2 separate regions of the Homo sapiens genome follow, and region 2 is linked to region 1. A link is an interaction called in ENCODE POLR2A ChIA-PET data of the cell type or tissue named here. Cell type or tissue: A673. All regions are shown on one strand.

What was found. ChIA-PET counts read pairs that join two places held together with the same protein. Peaks named below come from ENCODE experiments on the same cell type or tissue, not always from the same donor. Only the 100,000 strongest peaks of a DNase experiment are listed, where the experiment ranks them.
Region 2: POLR2A ChIA-PET joins it to region 1 with 5 read pairs; 3 of 35 experiments call an interaction of 5 or more read pairs at or near these places.

The regions. Positions count from the first base shown.
Region 1 is chr2:121,634,010-121,636,509 of GRCh38, reverse strand. All of the region lies in intron 1 of CLASP1 (cytoplasmic linker associated protein 1), which reads left to right. Among named protein-coding and RNA genes, the nearest start is that of CLASP1, 14 kb to the left of the region's middle. In A673, no CTCF peak of the experiment used is centred here; no DNase peak of the experiment used is centred here; H3K27ac peaks cover 932 bases.
Region 2 is chr2:121,351,442-121,353,941 of GRCh38, reverse strand. The region is part of intron 38 of CLASP1 (cytoplasmic linker associated protein 1); the gene reads left to right. Among named protein-coding and RNA genes, the nearest start is that of TFCP2L1, 67 kb to the right of the region's middle. RefSeq lists a silencer at 1,648-1,820. In A673, no CTCF peak of the experiment used is centred here; no DNase peak of the experiment used is centred here.

The DNA.
Region 1 (2,500 bases):
ATTTTTTTAGTAGAGATGGGGTTTCAGCATATTGGTCAGTCTGGTGTCGAACTCCTGACCTCAGGTGATCCACCCGCCTCGGCCTCCCAAAGTGTTGGGATTACAGGCATGAGCCACTGCGCCACCCTAAAATTTATTATTATTATTATTATTATTATTATTATTATTATTTTTGAAATGGAGTCTCACTCTGTCACCCAGGTTGGAGTGCAGTGGCGCAGTCTCAGCCCACTGTAATCTCCACCCCATGGGTTCAAGCGAGTCTCCTGCCTCAGCCTCCCGAGTAGCTGGGATTACAGGCGCCTGCACTGTGCCTGGCTAATTTTTGTGTTTTTAGTAGAGACCGGGTTTCTCCATCTTGACCAGGTTCGTCTTGAACTCCTGACCTTGTGATCCACCTGCCTTAGCCTCCCAAAGTGCTGGGATTACAGGCATGAGCCACCATGCCCGGCCTCAAAATTTATTATTTTTTTAGAAACAAGGTCTCATAATAATGCTCAGGCTGATCTCAAACTCCTGGGCTCAAGCAATGTGCCTGCCTGTGCCTCCCAAAGGGTTGGGATAACAGGCGTGAGCCACTGCGCCTGGCCTGAAAATTTGTTAACTAGCTATTTAAGATTCTGGTAACTGAATTTTGAATTGAGAAATATACTCATTTTAGAGGTTATTTTGTATGTCTAGATTTTGCCTTTTCATTTTTGACAAATGCTCTTAGTCTCAAAAATTATTTTGAGTTTGAGCAATGAGTATGTATTACTTTTCTAACAAAAAATTAAAATAAACAGCATTAGAAAATTCTTGTCCAGAAATTCCAGAAGTTAACTAGTGAAGTCTCTGATCTTTCTCTCTGAATCTGTATTAACATATTTCCCTCCATCACACTCTTTAGTGTTTGGTAGTGGCTAATGTTACTTGCCCTAAGAGATCAGACCTCTCTGGGGAGTCCGTTTTGTAATCTATAGTCCAGATGTCAGTGAAGGGAAAGATTCAGCTTGAAGGTTGGCCTTTGCTTTTTGTTTTCCAGTAAATTTTGACTCTTAAGGTATTTCTTAGTATCTTGTTATGTAAACACTTTTATTATCTGAGGTGTTGGTTATTCATCTATTGTCTTTTTTAGAAGACATTTATTATTAATAGTGGAAACAAAGGAAGGAATTATTTTATTCTCTTTAGTTCCAAGCAACATAACAACATCAGAGAGGCCAGAGTAAACACAGTATTTCATATGCTTTCCAGGTAATTGTCAATCAACAGAGTCATTTTCTTTCTTTTCTTTTCTTTTCTTTTCTTTTTTTTTTTTACAGACGCAATCTCGCTTTGTTGCCCGTGTTGGAGTGCAGTGTGGTGTGATCATAGCTCACTGCTGCCTAGAACTCTTGGCTTCAAGTGATCCTCCCTCTTCAGCCTCCTAAAGTGCTGGGATTGGATTATAGGTGTGAGCCACAGTGCCTAGCTCTCTAAGAGACTGATTTAACAAGAGTTTAAACTCCCTTAGTAGGAAGCATGATTTATGCCAGGGAGAGTAGGAAGGAGGGATGCAAACTATCTTTTGCTATCTCCATCCTTCTTTATGGAGAAGTTGGGCTGGTATGTATCTGAATCTATAGCTATTGTTCTACTTTTGTGCATATATTTTGTCTAAAAAGCTTGACAGAAGCAGCATTCTTTTCATTTAATAAATTATCCTCCAGGCATGGGATCCTATTCTGAGGAAGATGGCCCTCTAAAAAATGCTCTCAATATGAGCTGTCTGGGCTTACTGCTGATTGAGCGTACCTGTTGGCAGTGATTGGCGTGCCAGGCAGATTTCCTGTGGTCTGTGACTGCGTTTCTAAAGTAAACATAGTGGGAAAAGCTTGCCATTCTGTCTTTCTTTTCAGAACATGCAGTGGATTTCTGAAGTGGCCAAAGGAGGATTTGTTTGGACAAAGGGACAGTATTTAGTTTAATTGTAGAGTTACTGATTTTATGGAGTCATGAAAGAATGACTAAGCACTGGGAGATTAGAAACATCTCATTGTAATTATCTGGTTACTAGACCTCTTTTGGGGTGGGGTAGGGAGACTGGAGGTGATGCAGAAAGGGTGTACACAAGGCATTAATAAGAAATGGGCCTAAAAACAGAGAGTCTTTAAAGAAACTGCTGACATTAAAATAAAAGTGTTATTCTAGGGTATATCCTAGGTAATTACTAGAGATTGAACAAACTGTGTAACTTGATCAAAATCATCATTCAGCAAACTTTGCTGTTATGTTTAAGGGCAGAGAGAAAGGCTCTCAAGCCTTGTTGCCAAGGAGCTCCATGCCTAAGAAGGAAGGCAGACAAGTAATGGTTATTATTCTGTGTATTAAGCGTGCTACTATGGGAAAACTGAAGAGGGATGGGATCCTAAGCTGGGGTTGGGGAAAGAGATGTGGTCCCTTCCTATTTTGGCCTGAAGGATGTGAGGCTGTGAACCAGGTGCACACTCTCCTGGTGGGTACTCTGGGGTCTGGTTTT
Region 2 (2,500 bases), 280 kb after region 1:
ATGTGTGCCTGTAATCCCACCTACTTGGGAGGCTAAGGTAGGAGGATCGCTTGAGCCCAGGAGATCGAGGCTGCAGTGAGCCATGATCACACCATCGCACTCCAGCCTGGGCAACAGAGCAAGACCCTATCTGTGTGTGTGTGTGTGTGCGTGCATGTGCACACGCACACTATGGGGAAATTAGTTCAACAGCTATTTATTGAGCACCTGGCGTATACTGGACATTGTGCCAGTCATGGGAATAGAAAGATAGCTAAGATGGGATCTTGCCTTCAAGGAACTTTTAGTCTAGTGGGAGGGACAATTTCAGCAAAATATTTACCTGCAGTGATAAAATAAAGCATACACATGGTGAGGCTTCCTGGGAGTTGTGTTGCAGTAAGTCCTCAGGATGACTTGGCCAGGGGCATAGAGATGTGGCTGGGCAGGGTGTGGGCAGGGAGAGGAAGCACCACACAGGCAGGAAGGAGCTAGGCCTTGCTGAGGAACCTCAGGCATCTTAGAGGTCATTGGAGAGGGCATACCCATCATGATGTTGGCACTGGACCCCAGGGAAGGAGCTGGCTTACCAGTGTTACCCATTCTTAGAACATTCAGTGTGATGACTGGGCCTCTGTGGAGTCTCGGGGTCACAAAGCTCTGCCCCCTTCACCCCCGATCCCCAGCAACTTGGGAGCTCCCGGCTCAGCTGCTGTGCCTTCTGGTGGTGCCTCTGCTGCTGAGCTCCACTCTGGTGTCATTCCTCCACCAACACCTAGCTTGTGTTTTGTTTTTGTTTGAGATGGGGTTTCTCCATGTTGCCCGGGCTGGTCTCAAATTCCTGGGCTCAAGTGATCCACCCAGCACAGCCTTCCAAGTAGCTGGGGTTACAGGTGTGAGCCTCCATGTATGGCTTAGCCATCATGTGTTTTGTAGCTAAAATATACCAAGCTGGTTTACATCTTGTCTCAATTCAGATAACTGTGAAAGTAGATACTTTAAAATCCTCATTTTAGGCTGGTCGCAGTGGCTCTGTAATCCCAGCACTTTGGAGGCTGAGGTGGGTGGATCACTTGAGGCCAGGAGTTTGAGACCAGCCTGGTCAACGTGGTGAAACCCCGTCTCTACTAAAAATACAAAAATTAGCTGGGTGTGGTGGCACGCACCTGTAATCCCAGCTACTTGGGAGGCTGAGGCATGAGAATCGCTTGAACCCAGAAGCAGAGGTTGCAGTGAGCCCAGATGACTCTATTGCACTCCAGCCTGAATGATAGAGTGAGACTCTGTCTCAAAAAATTAAAAATAAAATCCTCATTTTAGGAGTTTTTATTAAAAAATGGAAGCTTAGACCAAGGAAGTTTTTTGCCAGAGGATTCAACTAAGGTTTGTCTCCTGTGCTTCTCTCAGAGGCTGAGAATATGCTCATCTAACTCTGGAGGCTGCCTTTGTCGGGGTAAAAAAGTGAAAGGCCACACGTACACACCAGGGTCTAAACAGCACTCTGCTTTCAGGTGACCTGTGTGGAAAGAGCTACCTTTGGCAGGAGTTTGAATTGGCAAGAAAAAGAAATCACAGTGGGCTTCCTTCAAATAGGCTCCTTCCTGTACATTGGTGGCATGCATGGAGTCAATGCCGTCCATGTTGAGTCCGACGCTTTGGCTGGCAAGGGGAAGGCCTGCTCACTGAGGTGCCCGGACGAGGCAGAGGCAGGGCAGGCCGGCTGTGCATGGCCGAGGGCCCTTGAGCTGGAGGAAGGCCCGCAGAACACCAAAGAAGCCTTCTGCACATATCCATGCTCCTTCCTCCTCCCATCTAATCCTGGCCACCCACAAGAAGTGCATCAGGTAGCAGGTCCCTGCCATCTGGCTCCTTCCTGGGTCTCCACACCCTCATGCTGGCCCTCTGCACAGACTACCCTCACTCTGCCCTCAACCACCAGAGCATGGGTGGCCCGGTCCTTCTCAGCTCTGTGGCCTGAGCTTTGAGCTCAGTCTCTGACACACAGGAGGCACCTGGTCAGTGCTGGGTGAACAAACGTACACACAGAGCACAAATGAGAGGAAAGAATCTTACGAGGTGCTTGAGAGTTGGACATGACTTTTAAAATAAAATTGCCTCTCTACAGTGCTTCGTCCTCGAGCCTGACCTTCACATACATAGTGAGCACAGGCGAATCTTGGGTGTTCTGACCTGTACACAGTACTTACCCTTAAGCCATGCTGATCCGGAGCTCCACCAGGGATTCATCCATAATCCCAGTGTAGGCCCCAGAGGTGGCTGCAGTGTGTTCACTCCAGGGTGCCGGCTACGTGGTGATGGATGTGGTGATCTTATTTCATGAAACTCCTAGCCTTTACTCAGGGCTGCAAGGAGTTAGCGGGTCCTCCCAGGGAAAGTACAAAAGACCTCCAACAAGAAAGACTTGAGGGAGGTAGGGCTTCTTTAAGTGGGACATATTCTCAGACAGCTAGGAGAATTAATTCTCAGTCCCTCAGTAAGTACTAAGCTCCTGGTAAATGCC